Linked DNA regions of Homo sapiens: regions 1 and 2 are each linked to region 3. A link is a contact called in ENCODE Hi-C or POLR2A ChIA-PET data. All regions are on one chromosome and are shown on one strand. The core of a region is the stretch at or near the end of the contact, and the rest is flanking DNA. Distances in the headings are between cores, read along the strand shown.

What was found. Hi-C counts contacts between places; a loop is a spot of excess contacts on that map. ChIA-PET counts read pairs that join two places held with the same protein, here RNA polymerase II (POLR2A). Pooled maps may share reads with other maps.
Region 1: a loop to region 3 is called in a map with no recorded cell type, with 2.0 times the contacts of the local background. The contact joins two enhancer-like sites. A Hi-C loop is called at or near these places in 2 of 37 single-sample maps with no recorded cell type and 2 of 50 pooled maps. POLR2A ChIA-PET finds 5 or more read pairs at or near these places in 1 of 52 experiments (GM12878).
Region 2: a loop to region 3 is called in a pooled map, with 2.6 times the contacts of the local background. The contact joins two enhancer-like sites. A Hi-C loop is called at or near these places in 1 of 168 maps with a recorded cell type or tissue (lower lobe of right lung) and 1 of 50 pooled maps. POLR2A ChIA-PET finds 5 or more read pairs at or near these places in 2 of 52 experiments (BJ and WTC11).

What each region holds. Positions count from the first base shown.
Region 1 is chr3:141,837,695-141,842,394 of GRCh38, reverse strand. No RefSeq gene overlaps it. Among named protein-coding and RNA genes, the nearest start is that of ATP1B3, 37 kb to the left of the region's middle. Within about 2 kb of position 1,259, at least 3 of the 41 ENCODE cell types and tissues checked have a DNase peak (open chromatin) inside an H3K27ac peak, as active enhancers do.
Region 2 is chr3:141,796,040-141,800,562 of GRCh38, reverse strand. All of the region lies in intron 4 of GRK7 (G protein-coupled receptor kinase 7), which reads right to left. Among named protein-coding and RNA genes, the nearest start is that of GRK7, 35 kb to the right of the region's middle. RefSeq lists enhancers at 2,884-3,003, 3,674-3,733. Within about 2 kb of position 2,927, at least 32 of the 41 ENCODE cell types and tissues checked have a DNase peak (open chromatin) inside an H3K27ac peak, as active enhancers do.
Region 3 is chr3:141,657,920-141,662,264 of GRCh38, reverse strand. No RefSeq gene overlaps it. Among named protein-coding and RNA genes, the nearest start is that of RNF7, 78 kb to the left of the region's middle. Within about 2 kb of position 2,309, at least 6 of the 41 ENCODE cell types and tissues checked have a DNase peak (open chromatin) inside an H3K27ac peak, as active enhancers do.

The sequences.
Region 1 (4,700 bases), core at 10-2,509, 180 kb before region 3:
TTCGGAGTTTCAGAAAATATAAAAATGGCTGACCCATGTTCAAGAACATTGAGAAATTTTAATGAAACCACTGAGGAGAGAGTAATGGGCAGGGACTGACATGATGCTATGGTGATGATGGCAAAGACGGAGAGAAAAGAATGAAGAGGAGAACCTGGGAATGATTCTGAGCCTGAGAGCCGCAGGCCTCACCTAACAAAAGAATTAGCAAGCCATAATCAACAGGCATAATGCCCTTTCATGTGGGATGCTGAAGACTAGTATTGCACACAGTGATAGAAATAATAATGTTTAATGAATAACCATTAAGATCTGTCTGAACAGCCCACTAGAATAAATAGAAATAGGTAAAGAAAATTTAGTTGGTTTGTCTAGGGTGATCTCTCCCCTATAATCTTTACTATTATTATTATTATTATTATTTTGAGACTGAGTCTCTCTCAGCCGCCCAGGCTGGGGTGCAGTGGTGTGATCTTGGCTCACTGCAACTTCTGTCTCCTGGGTTTAAGCGATTCTCCTGCCTCAGCCTCCCGAGTAGCTGGGACTACAGGCACGTGCCATCATGCTCAGCTTTTTTTTTTGTATTTTTAGTAGAGATGAGGTTTCGCCATGTTGGCCAGGCTGATCTCGAATTCCTGGCCTCAGGTGATCCACCTGCCTCAGCCTTCCAAAGTGCTGGGATTACAAGTGTGAGCCACCGCACCCGGCCCTCTCCCCTGTTATCTTAACATCCCTTCCTCAATTGCCTTCTCAGCTTCAACTAGAAATGAGTGAATTGGCAGACTACCCCATGGCAAGGGAGCTGTGTGACTGCCCCCTCATGCTGGGGAGAAGGTCAAGGGTGTCCAGGTGCTCTGTCCCCAGCTTACTGCTCCAGCTGTCATGGGACATGTTAACCACCACTCCTTTGCAATACTGATGATGAAGACACACCCTACCTCATGTGGGTTGTGTTGCTGGCGGGTTTTGGCATCAGAGACAGGGGATTAACTCAAAGCAAGGTTTTTCCTCAAGCAGAAAAAAAAAATTGGCGATTGATAGAACAAAGGAAACGAGCTGAGAAAAAGCCAAACAAAGAATAGTGGTTGGATGATTCATGAGGTGGGGTGCTCCTTTCTGGTAAAAAAAAAAAAATGTTATTATAAGATTGAAATCTGCCTATAGCTGTCTTGTTCTTTAATGACCATGTTCTCTTTCAGAATTCTAAGTGTAGGTTATGCCTGGGAACGGGAAAGATTTGAAATGAAGGACTCTTTTATCATAAGTGGGTCCACTTCCTCTGCTGTTCCTTGCGGTGAGGGCTATGGACATGGCCATTTCAATGCCAGCCCTGCAACTAAGTCATGGTGATTCATTATGTTTTCCTACCTTTGAGGACAGAAGAAGGAAAGTGCTTTTAAAATCTGCCTTTTTTGGTTTGCTCCAAAAAGACCTGGGGATTATTTGCAGATTACATTCTTTCCGGGCTCAGTAACTTTTTCCTCATTGTTATTGTGAGCACTTTCATTGTTTTAACCAATAATAGCTCAAGTGCAGCCAGGACTCTTTTCTTGGGACAGGAAGACCCCAGGAAAAGCTGTCAATTAGTAACCATTCACAATATACAATTGATGAGTGTCTGTCATTTCCAGTGCTGCTGAAGAGGGAAAAGTCTGGGCATCCAACTTTGACCAGATGAAGGAGAGGAACATTGCAAACATTGTCTTCCATGGGCTATCCCTGAAAAGTTCTGAGGTTCTGTTTCAAGAATAGTAGCAGGGTTTTTTTTGTTTTGTTTTGTTTTTTGAGATGGAGTTTCACTCTTGTTGCCCAGGCTGGAGTGCAATGGCGTGATCTTGGCTCACTGCAACTTCCGCCTCCTGGATTCAAGCGATTCTCCTGCCTCAGCCTCCCGAGTAGCTTGGACTACAGGCATGCGCCACCACACTGGGCTAAGTTTATATTTTTAGTAGAGAGAGGGTTTCTCCATGTTGGTCAGGCTGGTCTCGAACTCCCGATCTCAAGTGATCTGCCTGCCTCGGCCTCCCAAAGTGCTGGGATTACAAGCATGAGCCACTGCACCTGACAATAGTAGTGGGTATTTATTTATTTATTTATTTATTTATTTATTTTGAGACGGAATCTCGCTCTGTCGCCCAGGCTGGAGTGCAGTGGTGCAATCTTGGCCCACTGCAACCTCTGCCTCCCGGGTTCAAGCGATTCTCCTGCCTCAGCCTCCCAAGTAGCTGGGAGTACAGGCGTGTGCCACCACGCCCAGCTAATTTTTTGTATTTTTAGTAGAGATGGGGTTTCACCGTGTTAGCCAGAATGGTCTCAATCTCCTGACCTCATGATCCGCCCGCCTTGGCCTCCCAAAGTGCTGGGATTACAAGCGTGAGCCACCACACCCGGCCAATAGTAGTGGTTTTTTGTTTGTTCGTTTTTGAGAAAGAGTCTCTCTATGTCACCCAGGCGGGAACACAGTGATGTGATCTTGGCTCACTGCAACTTCCACCTCCCGGATTCAAGCAATTCTCCTGCCTCAGCCTCCTGAGTAGTTGGGACTGCAGGCATGCGCCATGATGCCCAGCCAATTTTTGTATATTTAGTAAAGACTGGATTTCGCCATGTTGGCCAGGCTGGTCACATAGTTTTTTTTTTTTTTTTTTCTAATCATCATTCAGATGAGTTTAAGAAAAACACATGAAGTTAGACTTAAAAAATCCATGCCTTATGGAGAGGTTAGCAGTGACAGGGTGAGGCTGGGTGGTGGCATAAAATAGCAGGGACAAGATTCCAGTCACACTTGTGCTCCTGTAAAATTGGGTGGGGACCAGTCTGGCCTGAAAGGAACTTAGGGATAAAATTTCTCTTCCTCAGTTAAGAATCTGTGCTGATAATCTAATGGTTAAATCTGGGCTTTAGAAATTGTCTGCTTGGAATGCACCTGGGATCCTGAAAGTTTATGTCCTTAGGCCAGTTACTTCACCTTTTAGCACCCCTTCACTTAAAAGTACAATGGGGATAGGCTGGGCACGGTGGCTCATGCCTGTAATCCCAGCACTTTGGGAGGCCGAGGCCAGTGGATCACCAGGTCAGGGGATCGAGACCATCCTGGCTAACACGGTGAAACCCCATCTCCACTAAAAATATAAAAAATTAGCCAGGCATGGTGGCGGGCGCCTGTAGTCCCCCGCTACTCGGGAGGCTGAGGCAGGAGAATGGCATGAACCCGGGAGGCGGAGCTTGCAGTGAGCCGAGATTGCAGCACTGAACTCCAGCCTGGGCGACAGAGTGAGACTCTGTCTCAAAAAAAAAAAAAAAGTGCAATCGGGATAGAATAGTACAAACACCATGGGGCAGGATCAAATGATTAATTCATGGAGTAAGTACTCAACAGATGTTGACTATTAGTTGTCATTAAGGCTGTGACATCACAATAGCTCTTCTGTAGCACAAATTAGCCAGAAGTTTCCATTTTTAATTAGCTGTGTGATCTTAGGGCTGAATTTTCTCATCTGTAAAATGAGGAAGCTATCTCAGATAAAGTCTAAATTGACCTGGAAAATCTGGGATTATACTTTTATTTTCTTTCTTTGTTTTTGAGATGGAGTGTTGCCTTGTCACCCAGGCTGGGGTGCAGTGGTGTGATCTCGGCTAACTGCAACCTCTACCTCCAGGGTTCAAGCAATTCTCCTGCCTCAGCCTCTAGAGTAGCTGAGATTACAGGTGCGCACCACCACACCTGGCTAATTTTTGTATTTTTAGTAGAGATGGGGGTTCTGCCATGTTGACCAGGCTGGTCTCGAACTCCTGGCCTTATGTGATCCACCCACCTTGGCCTCCCAAAGTGCTGGGATTATAGGTGTGAGCCACTGTGCCGGGTCCACTCTTCATTTTCTCAGTGGAAATACTAAGTAAAATAAGCAGTATCTGTTCTGAACACGTGGCAACCCAGCAACATTCAGGCCAAAGAGGTAGCTTGTTCACCAATCTTTCACTACAGTTAGTCTGTTATCTTATCAGAAGATCACAAGCCGGCCTGGCATGGTGGCTCACGCCTGTAATCCCAGCACTTTGGGAGGCCGAGACAGGTGGATCACCTGAGGTTGGGACTTCAAGACCAGCTTGGCCAGCATGGTGAAACCCCATTTCTACTAAAAATACAAATATTTGCCAGGCATGGTGGCGCACGCCTGTAATCTCAGCTACTCCAGAGGCTGAGGTATGAGAATCGCTTGAACCTGGGAGGCAGAGGTTGCAGTGAGCCGAGATCACGCCACTGCACTCCAGCCTGGGCAATACAGCGAGACTCCGTCTCAAAAAAAAAAAAAAAAAGAAAACAAAAGGTCACAAGCCATAGCTCATCGAGTGCAACCTGGAACAACTTTCTGGAGGTCAATCTGGCAGTATTTATCAAAGACTCAAAAGAATGTGTACCCCAACAGTCCACTTTTAGGAGTTTACCCTGGGACAATGATAAATAATAATAAAGGATGTTGCAAGAAAGCTACAAAGACGTCACTATAGGATTATTTATAATAAGGAAAAACTATAATCAAAACAGAGGGTTGATTAAATAAATTATGGTACAGCTAGAATGCAGTTATAAAAAAGATTAATCAGGGATTTTTTTCTGATATGGTAAGATGCTTATAACATATTGTTAAACAAAAAAGCAGATTCTCAATACATAATATAACCCCAGAGTGGTCAAAAAA
Region 2 (4,523 bases), core at 1,678-4,177, 140 kb before region 3:
TTTGTTCTTGTTTCATGGAGGCCTTATCTTCTCTTTAATCTCAAAAGATAATAATTACAAGTTTTAAAAAATAGTCTCTTCTATTCCCTGCATCGTTCTTGTTTTCTACAAGTTCTTTTCCTCTGATTGTTTTGGTTCTGTCTTTCATTTTGAAGAGTTTTTTTTTTTTTTTTTTTTTTTTTACAAATGACAATTGATCTTTGTCTAGTCATTCATATTTAAGAGTGAAGCACCAAAAAGCTGACTATAAGCTATGTGGAGTCCAGCTTATCAACTGACAAGAGGGATCAGGTGGGATATCTCCATACCCCACCTGAGAAGTATCAGCCTGCTTGCTCTCATTTGGGGAACTGAGATGGGAAGGAGCTGAGGGTCTCCCTGAATATAGTATTTCACTTCCCACAGCTCTCCTTTGGGCCTCATGTTCTTGGGTCCTGCTTCTGTCTGGTTCTTTATGACTCTGCTGGGGTGGCAGAGGCATAAAGAGACTATAAACAACATCCAAACGAAGTTAAGTCAGTGGCAGTCAGTAAGTTCTATTCAGCAACATTTATTGCGAGCTTGCTCTGTGTGGCACCCGTCCAATGAGCACATTTCAAAGGTGAGTGACATTAAGGATTAAAGTTACTAATGAGGATACTGGATAAACCTAAGTTGCTCGGTAGAAGGTGTAGGGTGAAAGTGGACAACATACCTTGCCATGAACAAAGGATTGTGAAACACATGCTGAGAGAAAAATTGGAAATAATAATGGAAAACATTATTGAGTGCTTATTCCATGCTAAATATTTTCTGTAGTGCTTTATGTGAATTCCTCATTTGATCTCCATAGTAACCCTATGAGATAGCGTCCATTTTGCAGATTAGGAAACTGAACCATAGAGAGGTTAAATCTTGCCTAAGATCACCAACCTAAGAATCACACACAGGCTGCACCTTGTTTTTTTTTTTTAGACCGAGCCTCACTCTATCACCCAGACTGGAGTGCAGTGGCATGATCTTGGCTCACTGCAACCTCCACCTCCCAGGTTCAAGTGATTCTCCTGCCTCAGCCTCCTGAGTAGCTGGGATTACAGGCGCTCACCACCACGCCCGGCTAATTTTGTATTTTTAGTAGAGACAGGGTTTCACCATGTTAGCTAGGCTGGTCTCGAACTCCCGACCTCCTGTGATCCATCCGCCACAGCCTCCCAAAGGGCTGGGATTACAGGCGTGACCCACCATGCCTGCCCTGGCCTGCGCTTTTCACTACTACATTATTCCGCCTCTATAGAAGTAGGTGAAGTGACTTTTTCTTACCCCTCCAAGTTCCCTTCAGGATTTCTTTTCTCCCTTGTAGAGTCCCCTTCTTCCCTCTCCCCATTTGCCCAGTACTAAGTCCTTGATCTTTAGCATTCTTGCTAAAGATGTTTCCCTTCCCCTTATCCCAGTGAATTCTCCATTTTTTGCCTGTTTCAGGCTGGCTCGGCTGCTCCACACAGCAGAGGGTTCTGGGAGATGGGACCAGACCCTGGGCCATGCTCTGCAACCACCTCCCCAAGGAAATAAGTAAAGAATTGGCCTGCCATCTTTACAGCACTGTAGACCCCCTGGTGTAGTGGAAAGAGCATGAGACAGCGTGCAGGAAGGCCTTAGATTCATTCCAAATAATTTTCAGGACTAAATTCACCTCTTGGTCCTAAAGACAGAAAATGTCAGCCATGGAGCTTTGAAGGGCACCACCTCCTTGAAGAGCGGAGGTATTTCACTGAGGAGAATGGAATTAGAGGCGCACGCCAGACTTTAAGCACCCACATTCCATTGCAGCCTCCAGCTGAAAAAATTAATTGCCTGCCCTTTATGCCATTTGTCTTCTGCATGTGAACTGCCTCCTCAGAGTAGGGTGGGAGGAGAGAACGCGCCAAGCAGCGTGGAGCAGGTCCAACCACGCTGACCTCTTACAGCTGGGTTTAACTCCTGCAGTTACACAGGGCCCTGCGCCTCTGTCTCAGCAGCATCAGAACCGTCTCCTTCAGTGCATGTGACCAGAACCGCCATGCCCAGGGCTGTAGGGATTGCCCGAGTATCAGCACCTCTTAGTGGAGGGGTGTGTGGGTGTGTGTGTGTGTATGTGTTTTATCCTTTTCTGGGTTTTACCTTATTTTACTTTGGGTTTTATGGTGCCCTTTCCAGACCCACACAGTCAACACCTGGTCAGGCAAAAACCAAGTATACCCAGCATTGGGCGACATCGAACAACAGACCTCACGGGGTTTAGCACGCCTGGCAGTGCCAGTGCCCCTCCCCCATCCCCTCAGGGGCAGCGGGAAGTCCTTCTAGTACAGTAATCTCAAGCTTAGTCCCATCAGGGCCACCTGTCACCAACAGGTGTCCAGACATTGGGGAAGGTAGACACCTTAAGGTGTGATTAAGATCCCAAGCCCGTCCAGATACCCCCTACATTGTTCTTGCTGTTGGGTGCTGGCCTCTTCCATTGACCCTGTAGCTGTCACTCTGAACCGAACTGGCAGGGCCCAGGCTGGCCCTGGACAGAGTCCCAGTGTGGCTCTGGACAACCAGGAACCAGACTGTGACCTTCGCAGTGCAGAGAACATGGAGGGGCTTCTGGTGGAGCTGAGAGGGCACAGTTCACCTCTTAACAGTTTTACAAGTCCATGAAAAAGTATGAGTGTGCGCAGGTCCTTCAAGGTCAAGGACACGAGCAACCCTCCACCTCCCATTAAATCTGAAAACTTGGCAACCTCCAATTCCACTATCAAAAGAAACGGCCGTGTCTTCCCTTGGGGTGGCCGGGCCAGGCTGGATTAGCGACGCAGACGGGGAGAAAGGAGCCGGAGAGGAAGCTCCGCGATCCCGGCGCGGCCCAGCAAAAGCACACTGGCACGCCGAGCCAGAAATCGCCCGCGGATGCCTCTTCCCCCAGCTCATCACAAACCAGATCCAGTCGACAGCACAATCCAAACAGAAGAGGGAATCAGAATGTACATGTTTTGTTTGCCGTGGCAGGAGAACTGTTGAGCAGAGGAAAAAAACAAGCTGAGCTTAGCGCTATCAGCTGTTTCCTGGGGCTCTCTCCTTCCTTCCTCCGAGGGGGGCCTGGCCGCTTTGTTCTCGTTCCCAGCTGCTCCTCTGCGCCTTTAAGCAGTGGCCTTTGCAGACCTCGGAGGAATGCGGCCCTGGGACCCCAGGGGACTTAGCTCGAGGCTCCGCCCGCCCCGCATGCTCGGCCCCAGGCCGCAGAATCAGGAGCGCCGCAGTGTCGCGCGGAGGCCGCTCCTGCCCCTGGCTTCTCAGGGCTCGCTTTCTGCCGCCACTTCCTGGGCGGGGAGGGCGCATCCCATCAGAGGCGGCTTCCTGCTCTCCCTGACACCCCTGGAAGGACACCCATTTCACAGAGCCCACACAGGGAGCCCAAAAGAGGGGTCGTCACAATAACACTTTTTGCAGGCATAGAGTCTGGGGTGAAATGGCTCCCACACTGGCGTTGGTTTGCTGTAGTTCAGATCCCAGCTCTACCAGTTATAAGCCGGTCACCCACAGCCGCTTACTCAACCCCTCTGAGCCTCAACAGTTCTTGCCTTATGGGACTGTGACGAAGATTAAAACGATAAAACAGATTGGGTGTCGACCCAAAACCTGGCGCACAGCAGGCCTGCTACCACAGTATGTATTAGCGGCTGTTGTTACCATGCCTGGGTTCTGGTTGTCTCAGGCAGGACAGCTACACAAGACTCCATCAGACTGAAAGGCAGGGCCTGGCACATGGTCAGAGATCAATAGTTCCCGTTCTTTCACTTGAGCGTGTTCTTCAGTGGTTTCATGTGCTATGAATCTCTCTGGCAGCAGGCTGAGGCATACTTTCCACGGTGCCTCTAAGATGCTCAGAAGAAAACCACAAATGAAACCCCACACAGCTGTGAGGAAGCAAGACAACTGTGAGTGTCTGCTTGGCTCAACCCAGATGCAAGCTGCTCACCCACTGCCCACTGCTGCAGCCTTGGGGTCCCGCTGGCTCCCTGTGCCTCGCAGAGAACAAAGCACAGCTGCAGAGGTCACCTGAGCAACTACAGTGCCTGTCAGGTGAGGCAGAAACAATTGCAACAGCGGGGATTGTGACTGAAGGTCTGGAGCTTCTTGTACAATCATTTCTTGAGTGCCTACCAAGTGGCTGACCCTCGGCTAGGCATTTATCTACTTTGTTTCTTAATCTTCTCATCAACGCTAAAGGCAGGCAGTATTAAGCAGGCTCAGAGAAGCAGTCTGACTTGTGTAAGATCATGTGCAGGGCTGTGGCCAACCCATGAGTACATTTGTGCCAATTAGAAGGCACTCCAAATGTCTTGGTGCGTGGAGCAAACCAGCCTCCCATGTGACGTCAGCCCCCACTCTCCCATGCAGGGAGTCAGCCTGCACATCTGTACACAGCAGCCAGAGTAAGTGGCAGAACCAGGATTCAAATGCTCAAGCTCCTTTCTCCTTGACCTGCAGGACTATATTTCATCAGCTGCGCATGATCTAAATGA
Region 3 (4,345 bases), core at 1,060-3,559:
GTTTATCTCTAGTAATGCTTTGCACTTTCAAGCCATGGTTCCCATACTACACTGAGGCGCTTCGGGGCACTGCCACAGATTTACAGGGCACTGTAGGATAATTTAAAATTTCAAGAGAAAGCCAACAACATCTGTTAGATGTCATGTGAATTATTAGCTGGAAGAATTTTACAATTTCAAATTAGATCACACTTGTATTCGTATCCTATTTTTACATAGCAAATGACCCCATCATGGGTGAAAAGCATTCTGGAAAGGGGAATGAACCCAGTGGAATGTAGAGACATTCAGATACTAGGGTAAGGGAAAATCACAATATCATAGTTCTGGTTGGGACTTTACAGATTGTCTAATCCAGGATGTTGAATGCTAAAAACAGAAAAGCACTAGGCAAACCAGGATCACTGTTAACTCTAGCAGTCCTCCTCCACTCACGGCCATCTCCCAGGTGTCCTCTCAGAAGTCTGTACTCCAGTCTGCTGCCACAGAGCAACCAGACTTGGCAGCTACAGAAAACTGTTTATTGGGCAAGGTCAACCTTTTTTTGGTGCAGTGGTGCAATCACAGCTCACTGTAACCTTGATCTTCTGGGCTCAAGGAAGGAAAAGAAGGGACTTACTTCAGCTGAAAACAGAACTGGGTCTCCTGACTCCCAGGACTGTTTCAGGCACAAAGACATGGGCCATAAGAGCACACAGAGAATGGCCGGGCACGGTAGCCCCAGTCTCTACTAAAAATACAAAAAATTAGCTGGGCATGGTGGCATGTGCCTGTAATCCCAGCTACTCCGGAGCCTGAGGCAGGAGAATCGCTTGGACCTGGGAGGCGGAGGTTGCAGTGAGCAGAGATGGCGTCACTGCACTCCAGACTGGGCGACAGAGCAAGACTCCTTCTCAAAAAAAAAAAAAAAAAAAAAGCACCCAGAGAAATTGCGACACCCCCCACTGCAGGCCAAGAGGAGTGCCCTCTGAATGAAACCCACCTCAACGGCAGCTTGATCTCAGACTTCCAGTCTCCAGAACTGTAAGAAAATTCTGTGGTTTAAAGTACCCGGTCTATGGTATTTCGTCATGGCAGCCCAAGCTAAGACAGGTAGTATACAGTATTACTGCTCACATTATGGATTATTCCTCACCAGCATTTAAAGTATTTACAGATGCACAAACTACCCACATAGATTCTGCAAATGCTCTAATAAGACACTTTTGAATCTTGAGTTTTTCACTTAATGTTTTATCACGAGAATTTATGTCATTTTTATATACAGTAAATGCTCAGGTTGGCAAATATCTAGGCACTTCAAAGCCAGCATTGATTGAATCATTAATGAATATTTATTGAAGGTCTAAGGTATATGTGTCCCGCCCTGTGCTAGGTTTTACTTGTCTTTTCTGAAAGTGACTCTCCCTCCCCAGTGTCCTGGAGACAGTGTGGGGACAGCGTGGGTGCCGGAGGAGGGGCTGAGAGTGGAGGTGGCCGGACCCTGCCCTCTGTCCCGAGGGGATGTGGAGGGCCCCCCTCTGGGTCCCTTGCCCGCCCAGCTTGGACAGCTCCTGGTCCACCTCGGAGTCCCAGGGGACATGGAGAGGGCCTGCAAGGAGAGGCTGCTTTGCGCTCCCTCTCCAAGGCTCCCGTGCTTTTAATATATTTCCCTAGAGAATCCTAGCTGCTCACCCTGAGGCCGGGAAAAGCCCAGCTGCGTGCACTCTTCCCCGCCCCCGCCCTGGGGCTGTGCGGGTGCATAGGGGAGAGAATAGGGGTTGCGAGCACCATGGTCTCCAGGGAGCCTCGCTCCTGGGATCAAGCATTTCTCCTGGAGCTGGGGCAACCTCCTCCGGCCCCTGCCCGCCCCGCCGGGCGCCCGCACTCACTCGCTCTCACTCTCCCTGCGTCCCGGGCCGGCTGCCCGCGTGGCGTCCGGCGCCCTGGAGACTGCGGCGAGGGGCGGAGGCTGGAGGGACTGTGGCCACCCAGGGCGCCGGCGCCGGGGAGACAGCGGGAGCTGGAGGAGGAGGCAGGTGGCGGCGGGAAGCAGTGTCAGGACTGGTCGGAACTCGGGCTCGGGCTCGGGCTTGGATTTGGAGAAACTGAGAAATCCTGGTGTCCTCGCTGCAGGTCAAACTTGTCGCAGCCAACGTCGCTGCGAGGGACGCTGCCTGGCAGGGAACAGGGGAAGTTGAGGAAGGCGGACCGGCGTCCCTGTTCATCAGTGGGGAATCTTGGGGAGACAGAGGCCTCCGAAGCGTGGACGCTCCAGCCTGTTGCCGCCGCTCCCAAGGCCGCCGTGGACCAGCCCTGGAGCCGCTAACACGATTTCCCAGGGAGCCGCGTCCCCGCATCACCCAGCAGGAGCTGCAGGCGACAGGGACGCTCTCGCCGTCCCGCCCGGTCCTCTCTTGCCCACTAGAAGGGCTTCATGGAGCGGCTGCTTCCCCCTCCCAATCCCAGGAGAAAAGGGGCGCAGGGATAAAGGCAGAGGCTCAGGGACTATACAGGAGTTTTTCTGGGGAATGTTAAGGAGAAAGGTGCAAAACAGCTGAAGCTTTCAGGACTGGATGGGGAGGAAAAAGGATTTTAAAAAGCTTTACTGGCCGGGCGCGGTGGCTCACGTTTGTAATCCCAGCACTTTGGGAGGCCGAGGAGGGCAGATCACCTGAGGTCAGGAGTTCCAGACTAGCCTGGCCAACATAGTGAAACCCCGTCTCTACTAAAAATACAAAAATTAGCTGGGCGTAGTGGCGGGCACCTGTAATCCCAGCTGCTCGGAAGGATGAGGTAGGAGAATCGTTTGAACCTGAGGCAGAGGTTGTAGTGAGCCAAGATCGCGCCACTTGCTTCAGGCAGTAGTCTGGGGGCGTAGAAAGGAAGGCTTGGGAGGATGTGGTGGGCAGAATAGAATCCCCCAAAGATATGCATGCTGTAATCCTGGGAACTTGTGGATATGTTACCTTATATGGCAAAAGCGACTTTCCACAGGATTAAAGTTATGGACCTCGAAGCAGGGCGCAGGTTGGAGTGAATGGTTATCCTTGATTACCCAGGTGGGCCCTGTCTAATCACAGGAGTCTGAGAACGTGACATTGAGAACCTTTTAGGTTAGGTCAGAGAGAGATAAGGAAGATAGAGAGAGAGAGAGAGAGAGAGAGAGGAGAGAGAGAGAGAGAGAGAGAGAGAGAGAGAGAGAGAGAGAGAGAGAGATGAAATGAGCAGGATTTTGCGACCTGTTGAAGCCTTTAATGGGGAGGTAAGGAGACTCAAGCCAAGGAAGGTGGGCAGCCTCTAGAAGCTGGAAAAGTGGAGAAAGAATTCTCCCCAAAGCCTCCGTAAGGAAACACAGCCCTGCCAACTCCTTGATTTCAGTCCAGTGAAAGTTGTGTGGGATTTCTGCCCTCCATATCTGGCACATAAGTTATCTATATCTATCTTAGGATATAGAGTAGGTGCTTAATGCATACTTGTTTAATGGAAAAAAGTGAATAAAAATAACAGTTGGATTAAATAAATTCACAGTAAACTGCAAATGGAAAGTAACCCCTTCATTCCTGTAGGGCTGGCTGTAGTTTTCTAAGCGTATGTTTTAAACCCAATTGGCTCTAATGGGAGGAAGTCTGGGCTCACAGTGAAGTGAGGAGGGTCAAGAATGGCCAGGAGGGATCCTGAATTTGGTCCAACATGACTTTCCAGTGAGTGTGCCCTTAGGAGTCTGTGCCCCTCTGTTATTTTTGCCTCTTCTCTTCCTCTCTCTGCTGGAACTTACAGCTTTTCTCAAAGGGTCCTATTTTGTGCATGACTATTTCTGCCTTCATAAGACAAAAAGCAGAGGAGGGCAGTGAGGGAGGAGAGTTCCAGAGTAGGCAAGAGGGCACCTGCAGGGCACCCGCTGAGACTCAGGGCAGATGCTTAGGGAGCAGAGGAATGGTCAGGAAGGCCAGAGCCCGAGGACAGGGACAGTGAGGGGCAGAAGCTAGACAGCCCATCAGAGCTGAGATGAAGGGTCCTTCGTATGCACTGTGGGCAAGTTCTTAAAGGAACCATGTCACTAGAATTTGGTCCAGCTGCTAGTGACAGAAACCCAGTTACACAGCTGAAACAATACAGAAAGTCACTTCCCTTTCATGTAAATGAAGTTCAGGAGTGAGCAGTCCAGAGCTGCTGCAGAAGCTCCAGGATTATAAAGAACCAAAGCAACTTTTACTTTATTACTCTTCCATCCTTGGTGTGTGACTTCTACCTCATGGCCCAGAATGGTTGTTGAACTCCAGCCATTTTGTCCCAAATTCAGGAAAGAAAGCTGGAAAAAGAAGGGCACATTCTCTGTCTTTAAGGATATCTTCCAGAAACTGCA